6 separate regions of the Homo sapiens genome follow, and regions 2, 3, 4, 5 and 6 are each linked to region 1. Evidence: read pairs that join two places in POLR2A ChIA-PET (ENCODE). Cell type or tissue: K562. All regions are shown on one strand.

Region 1 (4,000 bases):
GAGGTAGAAGAGTGGTCTAGGGAGAACAGTTAGGGGCTATTGCAATTATCCAGCAAGAGATCTTGGACCAGGATGGCAGCAGTGGAGGTGGTAAAATGTGGTTGGATGAAGCGTACGCTTTGAAGGTATCAACAGGACCAGCTGATGGAAGGGAGTCAACAGGACTAGCTGATGGCTGTAAACTGGGGGGTCACTAGCTATCAGATGGCATTTACTTAAAGCCATGGAAGTAGGTGAGCTCCCTTATGGAGAGGGAATAGGAAGGAGGTAGACCATTCTATCAAAATGCTCTTTCTACAGGGCACTTCTCACTGAGATATTATTTATCTGGGATTTATATTATTTATTCAATTTGTTTTGTGTTTGGTTCTATTAGAAAAGCTCCATAGGGGCCGGGCACGTTGGCTTTTGCCTGTAATCCCAACACTTTGGAAGGCCGAGGCAGGCGGATTACCTGGGGTCAGGAGTTTGAGACCAGCCTGGCCAACATGGTGAAACTCTGTCTCTACTAAAAACACAAAAATTAGCCGGGCGTGGTGGTGCGCCTGTAATCCCAGATGCTGAGGAGGAGAATCGCTTGAACCCGGGAGGTGGAGGTTGCAGTGAGCCGAGATCGCGCCACTGCACTCCAGCCTGGGCAACAAGAGCGAAACTCCCTCTCAAAAACAAACAAACAAACAAACAAACAAACAAAAAACAAAAAAAAGAAAGAAAGAAAGAAAAGGGCCAGGTGTGGTGGCTCACACCTGTAATCCCAGCACTTTGGGAGGCTGAGGCAGGCGGATCACGAGGTCAGGAGATCGAGACCATCCTCACCAACACGGTGAAACCCCGTCTCTACTAAAAATACAAAAATTAGTCGGGTGTGGTGGCGGGCGCCTGTAGTCCCAGGTACTCCGCAGGCTGAGGCAGGAGAATCGCTTGAACCCGGGAGGCGGAGGTTGTAGTGAGCCGAGATTGAGCCACTGCACTCCAGCCTGGGTGACAAAGTGAGACTCCATCTCAAAAGAAAAAAGCTCCATAGGAGAAGGAACCTTGTCTCTTCACCACATAAACTGTGTTTGGATTCGCAATCGAGTTGGGAAAAAAAAATCAGTCTGGAAGAGCCACACCAAACCGCTAACAGCTACTGTCTCTGGGAATAGAACAAGGAGTTTGGTTGGCGCGATATACCGCCCCTGAACCTCTAGCCACAATAAGGCTTAATTAATGACCGGACGACTTGAAAGCGCCTTCCACTGTTTATCTCTTAAATCTGCAACGAAATGCAACAAAAACGCAAGAAATAAACAATAGAAGCCAGTCTTACTGCACACTGCAGAAGCCAATAAACCCCAAATGTAGCTCAAAACAAGGTGTCACGCAAACTTCTGATTTTTTTTTGTTTTACACTGAATCTCTGTCACTCTGACTAGAGGGCAGTGGCGCGATCTCGGATCACTACAACCTCCGTCTTCTAGAGTCAAGAGACTCTCCCGCCCCAGGAGTCTCTGCCACTCTGACTAGAGGGCAGTGGCGCGATCTCGGATCACTACAACCTCCGTCTTCTAGAGTCAAGAGACTCTCCCGCCCCAGCTTCTCCAATAGGTGGGATTGCAAACAGGCACCACCACGCCCGAATAAGTTTGTGAACATTTGGTACAAATAACAAATGACCAAGTTCCTTGGTTGTAGTTGCCTAACTTTTAATACTTAAAAATGTAGCCTCAGGAAATAAGAGGCCTCAAAAAATTGAATAAAAACTCACAACTTTCTCTCCACGGAAATCTTTAGTAAAAGGCGAAAGATTTATGCGCTTTGAAGAGAAACCCGAGTATATTCGTGACTTCCGCTTCGAACCTCGCAGGGAGAACTAACACTTAACACACTTATGGTTGTTGGATGCCTGCGTGGTACGCACTCCCTATATGTAGTTTATGCACACAGATGCGTGTAAGAGGCATCATGCTCTAAAACAGTGCAGAAATGCGCGCACAGAGGGAGTGCAAGCATCTTGAGGGTATCTTTTCGTGGTGCACCATGGGTATGCAAATCACAGGCGGCTCCGGGCTGTTCCGCGCCACCGGGGAAGCCATGGGTCACTGATCTCCTTTGCTCTCCTATGCTCCTCTCTGCTGGTCCTCCTGGGACCCGCACCCCGTGGGCGGCGCCGGGTGCGGAGTCCTTTGCGGAGCTGGTGTTCGTCCCAGGGGTTAAGGTCCTGTCCCGCCGTCCTTACCCGCAGTAAGCCTCCGGGCTTAGAGAGAGGGACGGGGAAACAGACGGGCACAGACACTCAGGGGCACTGGGACCTCACAGGAGGCACGACCCCACCCCTCCTGGAGGAGATGGCATCCGATCCAATTCACCTCGAAGGGTGATATGGGGTCACATCAAGGGGAGGTGAGAAAGTGTTCTAGGCAGAGGGAATGGCGTATGAGAAATTAGGGACCCGAAGACCAATTCAGCCTGTCCAGACAGTGGCGCTCCGTGTGTCTGATGAGGGGGTGCTGGGGTGGGAGGCAGAGGCTAGATCTCCTCGGGCCTGGAAAGATGAAGATGAGGAGGCTTAGTGAGGCTGGCTAACTTGCCCAGGGTTACTCCGCTGGTAAGTGGCACTGAGGGCTGACCCCCTTTGCACTATTCTGGCCTGGTGAGCTCTCTCTGCTCCACCTAGAAGGCCCTTCTTGGTGACCCAAACACTGCTGGACCCAAATGCAGCCTCCCTCCCTTGGGCCTGCTGGTTGCACCCCCTACTCTAGGTTCTCTGCCAACTACCCGCTTCTCTTGAGCTTTTTAGGCATTTTAGCGTGGATTCAATTGCAATAGGCGTTTTTTGTTGTTGTTGTTTTTGTTGTTGTATCTTTTGGTCAGAACATGATTTCCTGGCCTTTGTCCAGGTGGGGTGGGATGTGAGAACGCATTGTTCCTGGGGTGGGATCATTCCTGGTGAGTGGGTGGTTGGAGCCCAGGGTCTATGTGAACTAGACTATGGGTCCTAAGCTATGGCTGGGAAGGGGCAGTTGCAAACCTCCCCACGCCTCTAGGTGAGGCTCTGTGCTCTATTCCAGGGCTGTGGCCACTCTTCAAGGCCTCTGCTTAGTGGAGCTGTTCAACTTTCACAGAACAAACAACTTACGCTGTGTCCTCACTAACTGCTAGCACCTCAGTTTCTGAGCAGTTCCCGCAACTGATCCACTGGCTGACTGGCCAAAGACACCTCTCGGCTGTCAGGACAACCAACTTACAGAGGCCTTTGCCTTGGAGGTTGCTCTGGAACCTGGCTCCTTTCCCTGGGTCCACAAACCTCCTGAGAAGCTCCCCAGACCCTGTTGACCTCTCTCTGCTTCAACTGGCTGCTTTCCTGATCTGCCTCCACCTCGCCTTCCACCTGCTGCATGGCTTTGCCCCTCTGCCTTGCCGTTTCCCGTGCGGGTGAAGCAGGTAGGTGGAGGTGAGTCTGGAGAGACGGGCAGGCTGGAATATGGTGGCTCTGAAAGCCACACAGTGGGGTTCTTTTTTTTCTGCTCTCGGTCTCCAGATTGAACCCAGTAGGATTTCACACCAACAAAATTTGTTATCGTTTTGTATAGTAAGCACTTAATCCAGATGATGTTACCAAGTATATGACAAAAATCCAGAATCTGGGGTCTTTTCCACCCAGAACTAGAGAAGCTAATACCTCAGGTCCTGGCACCAGAGAAGCTCCTTCCAATAGCTAATGTTCACTTGCAAACTCCCCACTCTGTCCAAAAAAAAGCACTGAAGTCATCTGAGATTAGTTCACATAGAATATATTTCATTCTTTAAAAAATAAAACTTTCATCATAGCTAACATGTATGTATACTACAAAAATAGACATTTTCATATAAATAATGGATGTGGTAGGAGGTGGGCAGGGATATGGAGAGCCTGCCCAGGAGTCACCAGACGGAAGGGTGCTGGAGGGTCCCTCAGGCTTGGTCAGCTGGGCAGGCAGTGGTGTGGGGTGGGAAGGGGGACAGGGCTGCACTGCAGCCC
Region 2 (4,000 bases), 82 kb after region 1:
GAGAGCAAGAGTTGAAAAAATACCTGTTTTGTTCTATGCTCACTACCTGGGTGATGGGTTCAATCGCACCCAAATCTCACCATCACACAATATACCATGTAACATACTTGCACATCTAAATAACAGTTGAAATAATAATTTAAAAAAAACCAATCCCCTTTCTTATCACATCTCAGGCAATCATTAATCTGCCTCCTGTCTCTATAGATTTATAGATTTGCTTTTTCTGTCACTTAAAAAAAACTGCAGCCATTCTAATGGGTGTGAAGCAGTATCATCAAAGTTTTGGTCTGCATTTCCCTATGACATGATGTTGAGGATCTTTTCATGTGCTTGTTAGCCATTTGTGTATTTTCTTTGGTGAAATGTTCATTCAAGTCTTTTGCCTATTTTGAAATTAGGCTGTTAGTGATTTTTTTGAGTTGGAAGAGTTCTTATCTTTTCATTTCCTTATTTTCTTTCTTTTCTCAGAGACAGGGTTTCGCTCCATCACCCAGGCATGATCAAAACTGCAGCCTAGAACTCCTGGGCTCAAGTGATCCTAATGCCTCAGTTTCCCAAAGAGGTGGGACTACAGGTTCGTGCCATGCCTGGCTAATTGAAAAAAAAATTTTTTTTTTTTGAGACGGAGTTTTGCTCTTGTTGCCCAGGCTGGAGTGGAATGGCGTGATCTCGGCTCACTGCAACCCCTGCCTCCCAGGTTTAAGCAATTCTCCTGCCTCAGCCTCCATAGGAGGTGAGATTACAAGCGCCCACCACCATGCCCAACTAATTTTTGTATTTTCAGTAGAGATGGGGTTTTGCCATGTTGGCCAGGCTGGTCTCAAACTCCTGACCTCAGGTGATCCACCCGCCTCGGCCTCCCAAAGTGTTGGGATTACAGGCGTGAGCCACTGCGCCCAGTCCCTTTAAGATTTTTTTATAGAGATAGGGTCTCACTTTGTTGCCCAGGCTCTTCTCAAACTCCTGGCCCCAAGCGATCCTCCTGCCTCAGACTCCCAAAGCGCTGGGATGACAGGCATGAGCCACTGGGCCTGGCCTTTTTTTTTTTTTTTTTTTTTTTCTTGAGACAGGGTCTTACTCTGTCATCCAGGCTGGAGTGCTGTGGCGTGATCACAGCTCACTGCCCCCTCAACCTCCCTGGGCTCAGGTGATCCTCCCTCCTCAGCCTCCTGAGTAGCTGGGACTATAGGCACGTGACACCACACCTGGCTACTTTTTGCATTTTCTTTGTAGAGACGGGTTTTGCCATGTTCCCCAGGCTGGTCTTGAACTCCTGGTTCAAGCAATCCACCTGGTTTGGCCTCCCAAAATGCTGGGATTACCTGCAAGAGCCACTGCACCCGGCCCTCATTTTCTTAATAGTGTCTTTGGGGTTCAAAATCTTTAATTTTTAAGAAATAAAATCTATACAACTCTTACAGTTTTAGCTCTCATGTTAGGTCTGTAATCCATTTTCTTTTTTCTGTATGGAGTGAGGTAAGGTTCTAAATCAATCTTTCTGCAAGTAAGGATCAAACTGTTCTAGCACAATTTGTGTAAAAATCTATCCTTTTCCTGTTGAGTTGCCTGGACATCTCAGGTAAAAATCAAATGACCATAAACCTAAGGGTTTATTTTTGGACTCTTAGTTCTGTTCCACAGATCTGTCTGTCTGTCCTTATGCCAGTACCATACTTGTCTTGACTACCATAGCTTTATAGTAAGTTTTGAGCTTGGGAAGCATAATTTCTTCAACTTTTTTGTTGTTTTTCAACATTGTTCTGGATATTCTGTGTTCTTTGTATTTCCATATAACTTTTAAGATCAACTTGTCAATTTCAGCAAAAATATCCAACTGAGATTCTAATAGGGTTTGTGATAATCCTATAGATCTGTGAGAGCTGCCCTCTTAGACCACCTGGGCCCAGGAAGTCGAGGCTGCAGTGAGCTATGATTGCACTACTGCACCCCAGCACCTAGGCGACTAAGCAAGACCCTGTCTCATAATAATTAAAAAAAAGAAAAAAAGAAAGAAAGAAATGTTTCCAGTCAGGCACAGTGGCTCATGCATGTAATCCCAACACTTTGGGATGCCAGTGTGGGAGGACTGCTCAAGCTCAGGAGTTCAAGACCAGCCTGGGCAATATAAGGAGACCTTGTCTCCACAAAAAATAAAGAAAGAAAAACTAGCCAGGCATGGTGGCATGTGCCTGTGGTCCCAGCTACTCGGGTGTCTCAGGTGGGAGGACTGTTTGAGCCCAGGAGCTCGAGGCTGCTGCGAGCCATGAACGTGCTACTGCACTCCAGCCTGGGCAACAGAAAAGAGACTCTTTCTTTAAAAAAAAAAAAAAAAAAAAAAAAAAAGAAAGCTCCCAAAGAAGCGGCTGCCTGCTTTGGGCAGATTACTTTTAAATTTCGAGTAGTTCAAGAACCAAGCTGTACCCGTGTTTCAATATTTATTTACCCAAGTTTGTTCCAAATATTAACAACACATACTGTATGTCAGGGGCAAAGCTTTAGGATTTCTAGGGAAGCTGTAAGAAAGACTAACACACAGCTACTGGTCTATGAGATTATGCAGGACTGCATACTTTGAACTTTTCTGAGATTTGCTTTAATTTAAAGAAAGCTGAACACAAAGATATATGTACCATGAACACTGTACAAAACATCTGTGAACGATAGAGCTAGGGAATAAAAAAAGCAGTTCTGAAAGGCAGCCTTGAAAGAAGGAAATATGTCCATGAAAGACAAAATTAGTACTTTACATGTCCAAAGCTCTTAGTGACTCTAAAAAAAGGTCTTTAGTTAACAACAAGATCTTTAATTTTCCCCCAAAAGATCTCCAGGGATTTTCAGATCCTCATTCCCTTCAAATCTACAAAGGTCCCCAGGCTCAGGGCAATGCCAAATGTTCTTGAAGTCTGCTCCCTTCTTCCCCATTCCCAGCATCATCATGTGTGTGGGAGGAACTGAGTTGTTTTTATCCTGCTCACTGCCTAAGTACAGCAGAAGCCAACTGGGAGTTCTATTCCCCAATATGCTCATTGTACAATGCTTAGTTCCTAGAAGGGTGGGTAGAAAAGAGCTGACAGGCAAAGAAGCAGTTTATAGTAGCTGCATGTTTAAAAACTGAAATTCATCTAGACACCCTGTGTGAACACATTTAGATTTTCAGCATTGCTGTGAATGAGACCGTAAGAATTTCTAGCCTAGTGGGAGAACTGGTATGCATGTTGATATAGTCCACAGTTACTCAGTGAGAAAGGAAAGCCATCATTAATTTAAACTGAGTGTGTTGGCTAGGTGTGGTGGCTCATGCCATAATCCCAGCACTTTGGGAGGCTGACATGGATGGATCACCTGAGGTCAGGAGTTCGAGACCAGCCTGGCCAACATGGCAAAACCCCATCTCTACTAAAACTACAAAAAAAATTAGCCAGGTGTGGTAGCACACACCTGTAATCTCAGCTACTCAGGAGGCCAAGGCAGGAGAATCGCTTGAACCCGGGAGGTGGAGGTTGCAATGAGCTGAGATCATGCCACTGCACTCCAGCCTGGGAGACAGGGCAGACTCCATCTCAAAAAAACAAAACAAACAAACAAAAAAACCCAAAAAACTGAGTGTGTCCTGCCAGCTTATATGGCTGCACAGAATGACTTTTTCCTAACCAAGCTAAGTTCAAAGTTTGGGGACCAGAGAATGGTATTGGGTGAGAACAGAATGAAGAAAACCCAGTTGCACAAAAAAAAGTCAAATACAAGAGAAAATTAATTTTATCACAGGCTTCTCTTTGCATGAATATGAATGTTAACAGAGAAGGAAGTGTCATGGATGGCTTCTGAATTCAGATGCCAGTGGAACTGGAGCTTGAAACAGTTATTCATAAAACCAGAGATAACAATTCAGATGAGGATAAAAGCCTCCTACAGTAACTTAACTATCTTGCAGTGTTCAATGCAGCAACATAAACAACTCCTCTATTTGAAGACCTTCAGATAATCACCTTCTACTTTA
Region 3 (4,000 bases), 480 kb after region 1:
CGGATCACAAGGTCAGGAGATTGAGACCATCCCGGCTAACACGGTGAAACCCCATCTCTACTACAAATACAAAAAATTAGCCAGGCGTGGTGGCAGGCGCCCGTAGTCCCAGCTACTCAGGAGGCTGAGGCAGGAGAATGGCATGAACCCAGGAGGCGGAGCTTGCAGCGAGCTGAGACCACGCCACTGCACTCCAGCCTGGGTGACAGAGCGAGATTCCGTCTCAAAAAAAAAAAAAAAAAAAAAAGGAAAATTAGCCAGGCATGGTGGTGTGTCTGTGGTCCCAGCTTCCCAGCTTCTCGGGAGGCTAAGGCAGGAGGAGCTGGAGAGGTTGAGGTTACAGTGAGGCATGATTGCACCACTACACTCCAGCCTGGGCAACAGAGCGAGAACCTGTCTCAAAAGAAAAAAAAAAGGGAAAAGGATTATGGAAATAGAATGGGCAGGGCCATGGTGATTGACTAGAGGTGCGCATTGAGGAATAGGGACATTCAAGTAACCAGACCTGTAGGTTTCTGGCTAGGAGAGCAGTGGAACAGCTACTGAGATGGGAGCATGAGAAGGGGGAGGATAATGTTGGGTATGATTGATTTGAGGTCCCTGTGGGACATTCAACTCAAGATGACAAATAAGCAGTTGAATAAAGGTTAGGAAGGGAGACTTCACTGTGTGGATCAACTGCATGTAGATGGTAACCAAAGCTCTGAGCAGCACCAACATTTCAGAGTGGGCAGAGGAAAGACAACATGGCTAGAGCAAAACCAGGCGAATGTGGCACTATGAAAGCTGGGAGAAGAATGTTTCACAAAGGAGAGAATGGTCAACTGTATGAAGTCTTTTAGAGAAGCAGTGAAATGAGATCTGAAGATTGTCCATAGGACAACATGAAGATCATTGGTGACCTTAGAGCCTTTGAAGGTGCAGTGATAGAGAGAAGCCAAATTAGAATGAGTTGTGGAGTGAGTAGGAGGTAAGGTTGTGGAGAAAGCGAGTGCAGACAATTTGAATAAATGTAGCTAAACAAGTCACTAGTGGGAGGGTAAATAGGTAAAATCATAAATTAAACACACACATAGCTTTTACCCCAACAATTCTACTTCCAAGAAATCAGCCTACAAATATACTCCATATGTGCACAAAGACCTACAGAAAGGATGTTTACTACACCATTTTATAAACAGCTACAATGTTAATCAATAGGGGGCTGGTTAAATTAATATAACACATCCACACAATATAACACACACAGGGTATTACGTGGCCATTAAAAATACCATGGTAGGCTGGGCGCAGTGGCTGACACCTGTAATCCCAGCACTCTGGGAGGCCAAGGCAGGTGATCACCTGAGGTCAAGTGTTCGAGACCAGCCTGGCCAACATGGCGAAACTCCCTCTCTACCAAAAATACAAAAATTAACTGGGCATGGTGCAGGTGCCTGTAATCCCAGCTATTCTGGAAGCTGAGGCAGGAGAATCACTTGAACCCCGGAGGCGGAGGATGCAATTAGCCGAGATCGTGCCATTGCCTGGGCGACAGAGCAAGACTTCTGTTTAAAAAAAAAAAAAATCATGGTAGGGCCGGGCACGGTGGCTCAGCCTGTAATCCCAGCACTTTGGGAGGCCAAGGCAGGCAGATCACCTGAGGCCACGAGTTCCAGACCAGCCTGGCCAACATGGCAGAAACCCCCATCTCTACTAAAAAGACAAAAATTAGCCCAGCGTGGTGGCGCATGCCTGTAATCCCAGCTACATGGGTGGCTGAGACACGAGAATCGCTTGAACCCAGTGGTGTGCCACTGCACTCCAGTCTGGGCAACAGAACCAGACTCCATTTAAAAAAAAAAAAAAAGTACATATGGTAAATATTATGTGTATTTTACCAAAACAAGTTTTTATTTTTAAGGCACAATCTTGCCCTGTCGTCCAGGCTGGAGTGCAGTGGCGCGATCACAGCTCACTGCAGCCTTAACCTCCCCCAGCTCGGGCGATCCTCCCACCTCAACCTCCCGAGTAGCTGGGACCACAGGCCTGCGCCACTACGCCCGGCTAATTTTTGTATTTTTGTAGAGACGGGGTTTCACCATGTTGGCCAGGCGGATCTCGAACTCGTGATTTCAAGTGATCCGCCCGCCTCGGCCTCCCAAAGCGCTGGGATTACAGGCGTGAGTCACCGCACCTAGCCGAAAAAGAATTTTTTAAAGTCACCATCTCTACGAGGTTTTTCTGGGCCACCCCCCGGTAAAATGTCAAGCCCTCGACGAGCCGGGAGAGAGTCGGAATCCTGTGGGGGAGGCAGGGGCGTGTCCAGAAAGGCGGGAGCTTCCGGAACCGCTTAGAGCTAAGGGAGCTCGGAGCGGGGGCCGGGGCCGAGGGCGGAGCAGGGTGGGGAAGGGGCGGGTCCAGAAAGACGGGAGCTTCCGAGGCCGCCTCCACAGGAAGGGAAAGGGGCGGGAGCTTGGAGGGGGCGGGTCCAGAATGGCGGGAGCTTCCGGGGCCGCCGCCTCTGGAAGGAAAAGGGGAGGGAACGTAGAGGGGGAGGGAACGTAGAGGGGGCGGGACCAGGAACGAGAGCGCGTGGGTTTCTGGGGTGTCCGCCGGCGCCCCCTGGGATTGGGGAGAGAGGGAAGGGCTGAGGCTCACGGTTTCGGAGTAAGGGGAGCGGCCCGGCGAGCCGCCGCGCCTGGGTTAAGAGCTGCAGGAGGAACGTGGCTTCACGAGTTCGGCTCCTCGGCCATCCACAGCCCGGGCCTCCGCCTCTGCTGACCTGGCGGCTGTAGAAGGCAGAAGAGGCCTGAAACCTGCAGCAGGAGCACCACCCTGCCCCGCGGCCCCGCGCGCCCTCCAGTGGCGTCATCCCATCCGCTTTGATCTCGACTGGCGCGCCTACCCTCGGCAGCGGCACCCCTTGGGAGCGCAATCGCGGGCAGACTCCGAGGACCCATCTTGCGAAAGTTCTGCGAGGTCCTGACTTTAAGGGAACAGGGGTCGTACTTGGGCCATGGCCGGAAGGGAGATCCAACATCCATGACGACGTCTACCCCCCAGCCTGCCCCTTCAGAGCCCAGTCTGTGCCTTGCGTCAAAGTCAAGCAAGGGCTCTTGTAGGGCACCGAGCCCCAGCCAAAATCACCCTTTTCTTTCAGATAGCCCCCACTTACCCCCAGAAACCTTACTCTCTCCCTCGGGAGCAGGTGGGAAGTGAAAGGCCGGGGGGGCTGTTTCTGCTCTGCTTGTCTGTACCTGTGGCCCTTGAGTGGAAAACCCCGCCGCTGGACCAAAGACCTGGAGGCTCCAGGATTGCCCACTTGGGACCCTGACTATGAAGGGTCAAGATAGCCCATTCTGCCCCAGCACTCAGAGCCCTATTACCAAGGCCCCTACTCCAAGAATCCACCATCAAAACCGGGGCCCTGCCAGTGCCTTCCCAGTGTTCAGGCCTAGGGAAGAATAGCCCCATTATGCCTGTTACTCCTGATCCTTCTGCAGTCTCTCTCTTTGTGACCCCATGGCCTTTGCTGCTATGTCTGCCCTGGCCCCACAGAGTGCCAGGTCAGAGCCACCCTGGCCTACATAGCAGGGCCCCGGTTCACAGGCTAAAACCTGGGCCTCCTGCCAGGCTGCAACTCCCAGCTGCACACCGCAACCTGAGACATCTCAGCATATTCTAGGAACTAGTAATGGGGACGCTTCCGACTCGCTGGGGAAGGGAGATGAGGGCCTCTAGCTCTCCATGCCCAGTCTCTCATCATCAAAGTCATTTAAGGCCCCAGCGACCCCAGGGTTCAGCAGCATCCTGTTCATCATGAGCAGAGGGGTGACTGAATAGAATGGGAGGCAGGTGTGGCCTGAGCAGTTCCCAACCTGAATTTTCCTTTGAGCTTGGTGATTTGGGGCGGGGGATTGAGATATTTTCCTTTCACTTGTGGGAAATCTTGGGGCCCCACAAATCACTAAGCTGAAGGGAAAAGTCAAGCTGGGAACTACTCAGGGCAAACCTGCCT
Region 4 (4,000 bases), 680 kb after region 1:
GTATGCTCATTAAGAGTCATCACCACTCCCTAATCTCAAGTACCCAGGGACACAAACACTGCCGAAGGCCGCAGGGTCCTCTGCCTAGGAAAACCAGAGACCTTTGTTCACTTGTTTATCTGCTGACCTTCCCTCCACTATTGTCCTATGACCCTGCCAAATCCCCCTCTGTGAGAAACACCCAAGAATGATCAATAAAAGAAAAACAAACCCAAAAAAAAAAAAAAAAAAAAAGAAGGCAAGGTCTTGACTATCCCTTACTCAGTCTGCAGCTCCTGAGGAAGGCCATTGGTAGTACTGCATTCTCCTGGTCCTGTTTGCATCTGGGCTTGGGCTTGGGCTTGGGTTTGCTCCCACACCTGGCTCTGAAGGCCCTGCAGTTCCTTTCTCAGCTCCTCCAGGCATTGCTCCAGGAGAAAAGCACTCCCCTTTGGGGCCCCCTGCAGCAACCTTAGTGATGCTGTAGTGGGACAAGTTAGGGATCATCCTCTCTAAGAGTTTCACAAGACCCTAGATACTCTACTTGCAAAACAAGACACATGTGCACACACAACAGGTGTGTGGCAAAATTGTGTGCATACATATGAAGCTGTGTATATGAAGAAAATAACTGGCCAGATACCTTCCAGGACACTGATCTGGTACTTCTGCTGCTCTCGCTCTTCTAGCAGGCCCTGCACTGCCTGCCTTAGTGCCTGTCACCTCCCCAGGCAGAAAAAAGCACATGAACTACTGTATAACAGCTTTTCCCGACCCCTAGTATCCTCATCTTACACAAACATCACATATACACACCAAGGATTCCAAGCCTCACCTGAGCCTGACATTGAAATTAGGATCAGAGAATAGCAACCTCACCCCAGAGAGAGGATGGGCTCTAGGACTCAGGGCAGCTCAGCCTTTGTGGAACTATGGGAGTCTCTAAAGCCCAAGGCTGTTGAGCTTGGACTCCTGACTGCAGAGGCAAGTGATGAGAGGAAATCCAGGTCCCAGCCAGGTCCCCGGCTGAGGAAATAAGGAAGGGTTAAGTGCAGGGTCTGTGTGGGGAAACAGAGTTCAGGAAAGGACAGAGTTGGAATTTGGAAGGAATAATGGATGATACGGGCACTGGAGGAAGGCACAGAAAGAGAAAGGGCTTGGAAGTAGAAAGAGACATTACTTACCTGCGGTGGAGACCCCAAGAAGATACAGCCACTGCTACAGAAGAAACAGATGCACAGGCCAATGAGCTCTGTGGAGACCCCAAGAGGATACAGCCACTGCTACAAAAGAAACAGATGCACAGGCCAATGAACTCTGAGAGTCCCTTAGCCTCCCCACGCAAACTGGGGACCTCCACCAACCCCTCACCTTATTCCGGACCACATTTCCATCAGTAGCGTTGAGAAGCACATCCAGCTGCTCAAACCAGCTGAGGCTCGTATTCATATCCTGTGGCAGGGGAGCGGCAGGGGTCTGGCTCCCTGGTGTCTTGTGCTTGCTCTCCTAGCGGGGGATACCCAAGGTATCCCCAGGAAAGGCCACCACGTTAGATGGAAAGAGGGAAGTGGGGATGCAACACTGGGGTAGGTGGATGCACTATCAGACCAAAACTGCGATCCTGTGACTAGGGAAAGGAAGGACGCTCTTGGGGAACTGGGGGAAAAGCGGGATACCGTGATGATACGCAGATATCAGGTGGGGATTGAAGGTGCCAGAACCTGGTTGAGACCTCCCCAGAAGTAGTACACTGGCGCCACCACGCCAAACCTGTGCCAGTGACAACTGCCGCCGCCGGGTTCAAAACTTCGGGTTGGTTTTGAAAGTCCGACTTTGGACTGGCTGCCGCAGCGCCACCTGGGAAACTGAGGTCGCCTCTTGCGAACACAACCGGCGATGGAGGCGGTGGAACTACCTTTCTCTAGAAGAGACACGTACATGCACACCCCCACCGTGTAGCTTGCCGGGAAACTGAGTCTTCCTGATTTCGTGTGGCTGTCTCCAAGGAGGAAACGAACTACGCATCCCAAGATGCATCGCGCATAGGCAATATGGTCCCGCTACTGGACCCATTTCCTACCTGGGAAATGGAGTCGAAGCTGACTCAAAACGTAACGGCCCAATTGTCCTTGAGACTTCATTCCCCAGCAAGCTCAGCGTGTAACGTGCGCTATGGAGCCGAAAGTCGCAGAGCTGAAGCAGAAGATCGAGGACACGCTATGTCCTTTTGGCTTCGAGGTTTACCCCTTCCAGGTTAGTTTATCCCTCCTGCTGTTCTAGGGCGAAATATATGATTGGCTTCGTTGCAACTGGCGTGAGGCCTCGGGAGCCTCTGATCCTCCTGGGTTCCTGCAGCCCAGTGTCCATGTGACAACAGGGACAGAGTTTCAGTGGGGGCTTGGGTTAAAAAGGTAGTGGTCGAGGCCGGGCATGGTGGCTCACGCCTGTAATCCCAGCACTTTGGGAGGCCGAGGCGGGCGGATCACCTGAGGTGAGGAGTTCGAGACCAGCCTGGCCAACATGGTGAAACCCCATCTCTACTAAAAATATAAAATTAGCCGGGCGTGGTGGTGCATGCCTGTAATCCCAGCTACTCGGGAGGCTGAGGCAGGACAATTGCTTGAACCCATGAGACGGAGGTTGCAGTGAGCCGAGATTGCGCCATTGCAGTCCAGCCTGAGCAACAAAGAGCGAAACTCCGTGTCAAAAAAAAAAAAAAAAAAAAAAGTTGTCGCATGTTTAACCTTTTGCCACCATATAATGCCGGATTCGTTAACGGGAGACACCATATGACCTGTAGCGTGTGTGGCTCAGATTGTCACCTATATAATTTACAAGAAGAAAGGGACCTGTGAGGCAAAGTCACCTTGGAACTTCCTAAAGGATTTAGGAGAGGGCAAAGCCTAGAAGGTTTGCATAGCTATCATTTAGGTCAGCTGAGGAAGGAAGGGCATTCCTGGTGATGAACAGGCAAACAATTGGCTGGTTTGTTCCCTCTACCAACAGAAGGATAATTCATGATATTTCCAGTCATCAGTGCTGGGCTGGGTAATGAAACTTTGTACACTTGCCTGGCACAGCAGTCTCAGCACCGCACCCCGACCCCCATTTACACGGTTACATTTCCCCACATCAGTGCCCTGTGCACTGAGCAGTTAAGTTACAAAGCTAAATCAGCTCAGCTTGAGCCCTTTGCCTGATGCTTAAGAGACTACCCACTTCCCATTCCTTCTGCTGAGTGGCTCACAGCAGTCCTGGGAGAGGATATAGAGGGAGAAGTAGGTTGGGTCTAGCTTGAGACTGGTCTTGCCAGAAAAAATGGAATTGAGCTATATATGAAAAGATAGATTGGAAGGAAGGAGGGTTATGTACATCCCAAATATCAGAAAAAGCTTGAGTAAAGGTGTGGAGATAGTGGTGTGGTGTTACCAAGTAAAAGGGCTTGATGCCTGATGTGCTGGAAGCTAATATTATGACACTGGGTTTTTGAGAAAACAAAAGCTATTTGTTGCAGATCGACCTTTAACTCTTTGAGACACCGTTTCAGTGGATGGCAGGTGTGTGGGAGAGTGAGAATGCCTATCTGGCAAGTTGAGTAGACCTGGGTATTAGGAGCTTTTGTACTGAACAAAGCCAACTGCAGCCCTGCCAGTCACCCTAGGCTCCTACCTCTCACCTCCCTACCCCCACATCCAATCAGCCACCAAGACCTATAAGACTGTCTACTGAATCTCCCAAATCCATTCCCTTGTATTCCACCCATCTATGCTGTGGTCCAGGCCACCATTTCTCACTTGGATTACTGTAATAACCTCCTTGCTGTAATTTTACCTCCAGTCCCTCCTCCACACTGCAGCCAGTGTGATCTAAAAATGATCATGCTAGTTTACTCCTTAAATCTTCAGTGGCTCTTCACTGTCACCAAATTAAATCCATATTCCTTAAATTGGTATTCAAAGCCAATCAAAATCTCACTCCTATTGATCTCTCCAGCCTTCTCTCCCTCTGATTCCCTCTACAG
Region 5 (4,000 bases), 53 kb before region 1:
TGGTGGCAGGCATCTGTTATCCCAGCTACTTGGGAGGCTGAGGCAGGAGAATCACTTGAGCCCAGGAGGCGAAGGTTATAGTGAGCCGAGATGGTGCCACTGCACTCCAGCCTGGGCAACAGAGCAAGACTGTCTCAAAAATAAAATAAAATAATCATTTGGCCAGGTGCAGTGAGTCATGCCTGTAATCCCAACACTTTGGGAGGTCAAGGAAGGAAGATCACTTGAGCTCAGGAGTTCGAGACCAGCCTGGGTAACATGGCCCCATCTCTACAAAAAATAAAAATAAATAAATATCCCAAAGGTGGTGTGTGCAGCAAAAATTATAATAAAAAGAACTGAGGGTAGGGATAGCATTAGGAGATATACCCAATGTAAATGACAAGTTAATGGGTGCAGCACACCAACATAGTTCATGTATACATATGTAACAAACCTGCACGTTGTGCACATGTACCCTAGAACTTAAAGTATAATAATAAAAAAAGAAAGAAAGAAAGAAAAAAACCATTTAGGGAGCAGAATTGAGGAGGATTTGGTGACAAGTACGGTGAAAGAATAAAGTCACTCGGGCTGGGCGCGGTGGCTTATGCCTATAATCCCAGCACTTTGGGAGGCCAAGGCAGGCAGATCACAAGGTCAGGAGATCAAGACCATCCTGGCCAACATAGTGAAACCCTGTCTCTACTAAAAAATAAAAAAAAATAGCCTGGTGTGGTGGCGCGTACCTGTAGTCTCAGCTACTCGGGAGGCTGAGTTGTATACCTATTATTTAAAAAGAATCATTTGACCGGGCGTGATGGCTCACGCCTGTAATCCTAGCACTTTAGGAGGCTGATGCAGGCAGATCAACTAAGGTCGGGAATTTGAGACCAGCCTGGCTAACAAGGTGAAATCTTGTCTCTACTAAAAATACAAAAATTAGCCAGGCATGGTGGCAGGCACCTGTAATCCCAGCTACTTGGGAGGCTGAGGCAGGAGAATCACTTGAACCCGGGAGGCGGAGGTTGCAGTGAGCCGAGATCACGCCACTGCACTCCAACCTGGCGACAGAGCAAGACTCCGTCTTAAAGAAAAAATAAATAAATAAATAAATTAGCTGGCTATGGTGGTGTGTGCCTGTAGTCCCAGCTACTCGGGAGGCTGAGACAGGAGAATCACTTAAACCTGGGAGGCGGAGGTTGCAGTGAGCCAGGATCGCACACCACTTCACTCCAGCCTGGGTGACAGAGTGAGACTCCATCTCAAAAAACAATAAAAATAAAATCACTCAAATTTCTAGCTTGGGCATCAGGACCAATGATGTTATTCATTTGACATAAGAGATGGGGATAAGCTTGGGATAGGAGGCCGGAAGTGGTGGCTCAAGCCTGTAATCCCAGCACTTTGAGAGGCCGAGGCCTGCGGATCACCTGAGGTCGAGAGTTCGAGATCAGCCTGGCCAACATGGAGAAACCCCGTCTCTACTAAAAATACAAAATTAGCTGGGCGTGGTAGCACTTGCCTGTAATCCCAGCTACTTGGGAGGCTGAAGCAGGAGAATCCCTTAAACTCGGGGGGTGGAGGCTATGGTGAGCCGAGATCACGCCATTGCACTCCAGCCTGGGCAACAAGAGTGAAACTGTCTCAAAAAAGAAACAAAGAAAACGAAAAAAACAAGCTTGGGGTAGGAAGAGGGTGAATTCAAGCTAAGGATTTCCTTGGGGAGAGGGTGAACAGCCAGGGTATGGGTCAGGGACCAGAGGTAAAGCATCTTACTCAGGTGTCTGCATTGCAGTTGGTAGGACCCCAGGAATGATTTGCTAAATGGTTATTGAACTGACAAGGTCCTCCCTGTGTTGTAGCAAGGACCAGACTGGCTTGAGCTCTCTGAGATGACCGAGCAGCCAGACTATGACCTGGAGACCTTTGTGAACAAAGCGGAATCTGCTCTGGCCCAGCAAGCCAAGCATTTCTCAGCCCTGCGAGGTGGGTGTGGCTGGATGGGGTGCAGGTGGACGATGGTGGCCTCTGCTGGCTCTTGGGCAGCTGCAGGTGATGGCAGCTCTGCCCTGAGTGAATGGGGGCTCCTCAGACTCTCACTAACCCCATATGTACCGCTACCCTTTCTTCCAGATGTCATCAAGGCCTTGCGCCTGGCCATGCAGCTGGAAGAGCAGGCTAGCAGACAAATAAGCAGCAAGAAACGGCCCCAGTGACGACTGCAAATAAAAATCTGTTTGGTTTGACACCCAGCCTCTTCCCTGGCCCTCCCCAGAGAACTTTGGGTACCTGGTGGGTCTAGGCAGGGTCTGAGCTGGGACAGGTTCTGGTAAATGCCAAGTATGGGGGCATCTGGGCCCAGGGCAGCTGGGGAGGGGGTCAGAGTGACATGGGACACTCCTTTTCTGTTCCTCAGTTGTCGCCCTCACGAGAGGAAGGAGCTCTTAGTTACCCTTTTGTGTTGCCCTTCTTTCCATCAAGGGGAATGTTCTCAGCATAGAGCTTTCTCCGCAGCATCCTGCCTGCGTGGACTGGCTGCTAATGGAGAGCTCCCTGGGGTTGTCCTGGCTCTGGGGAGAGAGACGGAGCCTTTAGTACAGCTATCTGCTGGCTCTAAACCTTCTACGCCTTTGGGCCGAGCACTGAATGTCTTGTACTTTAAAAAAATGTTTCTGAGACCTCTTTCTACTTTACTGTCTCCCTAGAGATCCTAGAGGATCCCTACTGTTTTCTGTTTTATGTGTTTATACATTGTATGTAACAATAAAGAGAAAAAATAAATCAGCTGTTTAAGTGTGTGGAAAGGGCCTGGGATGTGTCTGAGCCTTTTGGGACTAAGGACATGACTGTACCTTTGGCCTCTGGGTAGTACTGATTCTGTACTCCTTCCAGGAGGCCATATCCACACCTACAATTCCAATGACAAGCTGAAGACTCCTGTGACTTGTTTGATGTCTATGAGATGCTTACTAGGCCTGGGAACAGAAACTCTTAAGTAGAAGGAAGATGGCCGCCGGGCACGGTGGCCCACGCCTATAATCCCAGCACTTTGGAAGGCCAAGGCGGGCAGATCGCAAGGTCAGGAATTCAAGACCAGCCTGGCCAACATGGTGAAACCCCATCTCTACTAAAAATACAAAAATTAGCTGGGCATGGTACATGGTGGCACGCACCTATAGTTCTAGCTACTCAGGAGGCTGAGGCAGGAGAATTGCTTGAACCCGGGAGGCGGAGGCGGCAGTGAGCCGAGACTGTGCCACAGCACTCCAGCCTGGGAGACAGAGTAAGGCTGTCTCAAAAAAAAAGGCCAGGTGTAGTGGCTAACACCTGTAATCCCAGCACTTTGGGAGGCCGAGGCAGGTGGATCACCTGAGGTCAGGAATTGGAGACCAACATGGTGAAACCCCGTCTCTACTAAAAATCCAAAAAATTAGCCGGCCGTGGTGGCGCATGCCTGTAATCCTAGGAGGCGGAGGTTGCGGTGAGCGAAGATCGCGCCATTGCACTCCAGCCTAGGCAACAAGAGCGAAACTCCGTGTTAAAAAAAAAAGAAGATGGCACCCTATTACAGTCAGCCCAGGGCCTGTTAAAAGATTCTGTGGGGTTGAGGCCAGGAGTCCCCCTGACTGAGGGCTCCCTGAACACACATTTGCTTAAAACCTTTTAGTGATACCTCATTACCATTCACACAAAGGCTGATGAAAGCACTTAACTTGCTGGACAGGGAAGGATCCAAAGGGAAACACCAATTTGGTCTTGAAAAAAAGTCTGTCCAGTGGACTGAGGGCCCAGTCATAGGGCATGAACAGTTTAGGAACTGGAGAACTCTATATTCCATGTCATTGAGCATGGATTATCTGAATGGTAATGAGGTGCCACTAAAAGGTTTAACCTAGGAACCATACAAGCAAATGTGTGGGAAGCCCTCAGTCACAGAGACTCCTGGCCTCAAGCAATCCTCCTACCTCGGCCTCCCAAAGTGCTGGGATTACAGGCATGAGCCACTGCACTATGCCAG
Region 6 (4,000 bases), 450 kb after region 1:
CAGATGTTTGGTAAGAATTTGTGCTGATGGTAATGACACTCTGCCTTGACGTAGTCAGAAAAAAAAATCACTACATCAAATCCAGGGATAGTGGCACACTAATCTAATATGCTGGGGTATTGCATCGTGTCCCATAGGCTAAAAAGGGTTTGTGAATGAATATTTCAATAGTATTGCTTGCGCCCACTGATAAGTTTCACATGGTGCTTCTCAGACTTTAATGTGCCTCTGAATCACCTGGGGATCTTATTTAAATGCAAGTTCTGATTTAGTAGTTCCAGGTGAAGGCCTGAGAAGCTCCGAGGTGATGCTGAGACTGCAGGCTTGTGGACCTCCTTTTGGGCATCAAGGATCTAGGCAAAGGATCAACATTTTCCTGTAAGGAACCAGGTAGTAAATATTGTAGTCTTTGTGAACTGTATAATCTCTGTTGCAACTGCTCAACTCTGCCATTCTAGAACAAATGAGGCCATTGACAATATACAAATAACTGAGCATGGTTGTGTTCTAATGAAACCATGTTTCCAAAAACAAGGGGCAGACTGGATCTGGCCTGTGGGCCATAATTTGTCTCTTCCTGGTCTAATATATTTAAAATCAGTATACCATTCTTGTAATACACATCCATGAACTTGTCTCCTGAGCTCCTAATAATTGTACAGTATATGGTAATTTCCCTTATCTACAAATCCACCTTCCCCTACCCACAATCTATATGGTTCCAGGAACACAGCACCCATTGCCAAGTTCCTGTATGGAACTCGGACTCCAGACTCCAGCTGATTGGTGCCAAAGGGGCATCATTCACATTCCCTTCTGTAAAATATGCACCAGGGGCACTATTTCATAGAATGGCATCCTTTAGAGGTTTAGATGAATGGCACCCTTTAGAGTTGTGCAGCTTGGCTGAACTAGGCACCAGACTGAAGCTGGTTACTCATGGACTTTCCTCAACACTCTGGAATTGAGTCTGGGAGATTTCTGCCTCAGTCTACCTGTCTATCCTTTTATTTTGGTTTATTTATTTATTTTTGAGATTTGGTCTTGCTCTGTCACCCAGGCTGGAGTGCAGTGGCATGATCACAGCTCACTGCAGCCTCGATCCCCTGGGCTCCAGCAATTTTCCCACATCAGCCTCCTGAGTAGCTGGGACCACAGGTGTATGCCACCACGCCCAGCTAATTTTTGTATTTTTTGTAGAGACAGGGATCTCACCATGTTGTCCAGGCTGGTCTCTAACTCCTGGGCTCAAGTGATCTGCCTGCCTCAGCCTTCTAAAGTGCTGGGATTACAGGTGTGAGCCACCACGTCTGGCCTAGAGGCTTTTTTTTTTTTTTAAGCCAGTGGATTAGGATACAGAGAACACTAGTGTCAAGTTCACAACTACGCCAATTGTCATGCTGGGGTATGAGGGGAGTGGGTGGATGAGCAGAAAGAACACCCAGGGGGGCCATAAGCAGGTGAAAGATGATTTTATTCAGCAGCAGCTCTCATCAACAGCTCTCTCACACTGTCCGCCCTGTCTTGGCTGCTTAGTCCGGCGGCTCCCACACACAGCTGCGTGGCTGGCTCTCCCTTGCCTTCAGGGTCAGCAGCTAAACTCTCTCTGGGCACAAGCAAGCCAAGCTGTGTCCTGGCTCCCCTCTGTCTGTCTGCAAAGATGGACAGCTTTGACTCTCTTTCTCTTTCTCTTGGCTCCAGCATGCCTGTACAGTGTTATCAGGGCAATTATACCTTTTACAGACAATAGTGGCTTAGAGTCAAGGAATGGCCTTCCCATGTTATGGCTACATGGCTGTGATAACAAGTGGAGTTATACGCCTGCACTCTAAACTCGCTGAGTCACTCTGGATGTTTACCTTGGCCTATTTTTGACCAAAGCACAGCCGTATTCCTTACAGTTAGTAATGAGAAAGAATGAAGGAGAGAGAAAGAGTGAGAGCTGGCAAGAGGGCTTCCTAAGTTCTCTTTAGCACTGCAATCCTTGGCTCCAGGTTATTCCTGAGGTTCTACCACTTCCTAGCCCTGGAGTTTCATGAGATGACCTGTATCCTTATATAAATTCATTTTTCTTTTGCTTAAATCTAGTATAATTCTGTTGCATGCAAACCACAGTCCTAATGGCACTAGAAAACAATAAAAGAATACTTCAATAGAATTTAAATTTGGTAGGATTTTTTGAAAAATCAATTTGTAGAATGTTGCAGGAGCATATATTTTTGTTTGAAGCTGGATGGCCCTGACAATAGAATATGTGAAATTTCATAAATATTAAATTACATCTGTATTCTAATAATCTACATAGTAATAAATCATGTCAGTTGTACAGGACCTCCTAGTCCCTTGCTTTGGGTTAGGTTTCAGTGGCAGAGGGAAAAAAAAATTACTACTCCTTTGTACAGAAATGGATTTATTGTGGCCGGGCACAGTGGCTCACGCCTGTAATTTCAACACTTTAGGAGGCCAAGGTGGGTGGATCGCCTGAGGTCAGGAGTTCGAGACCAGCCTGGCCAACATAGTGAAACCCCATCTCTACTAAAAATACAACAAATTAGCTGGGCATGGTGGTGGGCACCTGTAATCCCAGCTACTTGGGAGGCTGAGGCAGGAGAATCACTTGAACCCCAGGAGGTGGAGGTTGCAGTGAGCCGAGATCACATCATTGCACTCCAGCCTGGGCAAAAAGAGCAAAATTCCGTCTCAAAAAAAAAAAAAAAAAAGAAATGGATGTAATGCAAGATATTAAATGGCTTACAGTATGATTAGATGGGCTGGAGAAACTGTAGGCCAGTCTTCCAGAAACAACTCTCAAAGCCACACTCTAGAGCTGAGCTGTAAAGGAAGCTGCTGCTCCCACTAAGAATAGTAAACTACCAGCTGAATCAGGGATTAACACCCAGTAGCCACCAACTTTCTGAAATCATGCCACCTCTTCCACTTCAGGAAGCTCCTGCCAAATTAGGGAGCCATCACTTGCACTTCCAGGTCCAGACCAAACAGCTCTATGACCATTGGGACCAGAAAGATGGATTCCTAAAACTCTCTCCTGGAACCATATAGATTGTGGGTAGGGGAAGGTGAGTCTGCAGGTAGGGGAAATTACCATATACTGTATGAGGGAATTATTAGGAGCCCAGTTCCTTTTCAGGTCCCATGTGAATGCATTTGTTTGAAGGAACCTAAGTCTCATTTAGAACTCTAACAGTAAAGGAACCTGGGAAACGTAGTTTAACTTTTCAGTCTCTGCATTTCAGAAAGTCACACCATAATGACATTGGAAGAGATGATGAATGAGCTGGTCACAGAATAAGCCATATCCTAATTTACCACACAGTTGTAAAACAAAAATTATATTTTTGTGAAGAAAATGTAAACACGAGCAAACAAGCAATAATACAGTAGTTCACTGTACTTGTTAGATTAATGCTGCATAATTCAGACTTTCTCTGTTTCTACCAGTGTTAGTTGTACATTCATTCCTACTTAGGCAACTGGAATAGAATTTAACATCTGAATGATTATGATAAGTACAGAGATTTATTCACTCACTTGTTTATTCAATAATATTTTTGAGTGTCTGCTGTGTGTGTATCAGGCATTACTTCTGTGCTGGATTACAACAGGGAATAATGAATATTACATCTCACCAGGTCAAGTGATATGATTTGGCTGTGTCCCCACCCAGATCTCAACTTGAATTGTATCTCCCAGAATTCCCACATGTTGTGGGAGGAACCCAGGGGAGGTAATTGAATCACGAGGGTCAGTCTTTCCCATGCTATTCCCGTGATAGTGAATAAGTCTAACGAGATCTGATGGGTTTATCAGGGGTTTCTGCTTTTCCTTCTTCCTCATTTTCTCTTGCTGCTGCCATGTAAGAAGTGCTTTTCGCCTTCCATCATGATTCTGAGGCCTCCCCAGCCATGTGGGACTATAAGTCCAATTAAGCCTCTTTTTCTTCCCAGTCTCGGGTATGTCTTTATCAGCAGCATGAAAATGG

The links. ChIA-PET counts read pairs that join two places held together with the same protein. Peaks named below come from ENCODE experiments on the same cell type or tissue, not always from the same donor. Only the 100,000 strongest peaks of a DNase experiment are listed, where the experiment ranks them.
Region 2: POLR2A ChIA-PET joins it to region 1 with 11 read pairs; 9 of 35 experiments call an interaction of 5 or more read pairs at or near these places.
Region 3: POLR2A ChIA-PET joins it to region 1 with 16 read pairs; 25 of 35 experiments call an interaction of 5 or more read pairs at or near these places.
Region 4: POLR2A ChIA-PET joins it to region 1 with 14 read pairs; 13 of 35 experiments call an interaction of 5 or more read pairs at or near these places.
Region 5: POLR2A ChIA-PET joins it to region 1 with 13 read pairs; 31 of 35 experiments call an interaction of 5 or more read pairs at or near these places.
Region 6: POLR2A ChIA-PET joins it to region 1 with 10 read pairs; 4 of 35 experiments call an interaction of 5 or more read pairs at or near these places.

What each region holds. Positions count from the first base shown.
Region 1 is chr1:44,818,181-44,822,180 of GRCh38, forward strand. It overlaps PTCH2 (patched 2), which reads right to left. Exons shown (of 22, transcript NM_003738.5): 22 at 3,758-4,000. It overlaps LOC107984952 (a long non-coding RNA gene), which reads left to right and starts at 2,299. Exons shown (of 2, transcript XR_001738036.3): 1 at 2,299-2,382; 2 at 3,051-3,814. It also overlaps the pseudogene RNU5E-6P. RefSeq lists enhancers at 919-1,575, 1,390-1,489, 1,520-1,569, 1,576-2,232, 2,889-3,546 and 1 more and a silencer at 1,480-2,199. In K562, CTCF peaks have their summits at 1,465 and 2,101; DNase peaks (open chromatin) are centred at 1,611 and 2,061; H3K4me3 peaks cover 1,468 bases.
Region 2 is chr1:44,900,511-44,904,510 of GRCh38, forward strand. The region is part of intron 5 of EIF2B3 (eukaryotic translation initiation factor 2B subunit gamma); the gene reads right to left. Among named protein-coding and RNA genes, the nearest start is that of PTCH2, 59 kb to the left of the region's middle. In K562, no CTCF peak of the experiment used is centred here; no DNase peak of the experiment used is centred here.
Region 3 is chr1:45,301,287-45,305,286 of GRCh38, forward strand. It overlaps LINC01144 (long intergenic non-protein coding RNA 1144), which reads left to right and starts at 2,624. Exons shown (of 1, transcript NR_024270.1): 1 at 2,624-4,000. LOC105378691 (a long non-coding RNA gene) reads right to left here and starts at 2,460. Exons shown (of 3, transcript XR_947287.4): 1 at 2,206-2,460. RefSeq lists enhancers at 2,197-2,256, 2,717-2,956 and a silencer at 2,347-2,526. In K562, a CTCF peak has its summit at 2,844 (motif pointing left); DNase peaks (open chromatin) are centred at 2,435, 2,795 and 3,465; H3K4me3 peaks cover 2,122 bases.
Region 4 is chr1:45,498,182-45,502,181 of GRCh38, forward strand. It overlaps CCDC163 (CCDC163 homolog), which reads right to left and starts at 1,892. Exons shown (of 5, transcript NM_001102601.3): 1 at 1,351-1,892; 2 at 1,164-1,262. The coding sequence starts at 1,428. MMACHC (metabolism of cobalamin associated C) reads left to right here and starts at 2,119. Exons shown (of 4, transcript NM_015506.3): 1 at 2,119-2,232. The coding sequence starts at 2,152. RefSeq lists enhancers at 1,832-2,364, 1,914-2,113. In K562, CTCF peaks have their summits at 1,240 and 1,771; DNase peaks (open chromatin) are centred at 1,410 and 1,990; H3K4me3 peaks cover 2,396 bases.
Region 5 is chr1:44,764,982-44,768,981 of GRCh38, forward strand. KIF2C (kinesin family member 2C) reads left to right here. Exons shown (of 21, transcript NM_006845.4): 20 at 1,845-1,968; 21 at 2,116-2,786. The coding sequence ends at 2,198. Among named protein-coding and RNA genes, the nearest start is that of SNORD160, 4.9 kb to the left of the region's middle. In K562, no CTCF peak of the experiment used is centred here; no DNase peak of the experiment used is centred here.
Region 6 is chr1:45,264,687-45,268,686 of GRCh38, forward strand. No RefSeq gene overlaps it. Among named protein-coding and RNA genes, the nearest start is that of LINC01144, 37 kb to the right of the region's middle. In K562, no CTCF peak of the experiment used is centred here; a DNase peak (open chromatin) is centred at 1,775.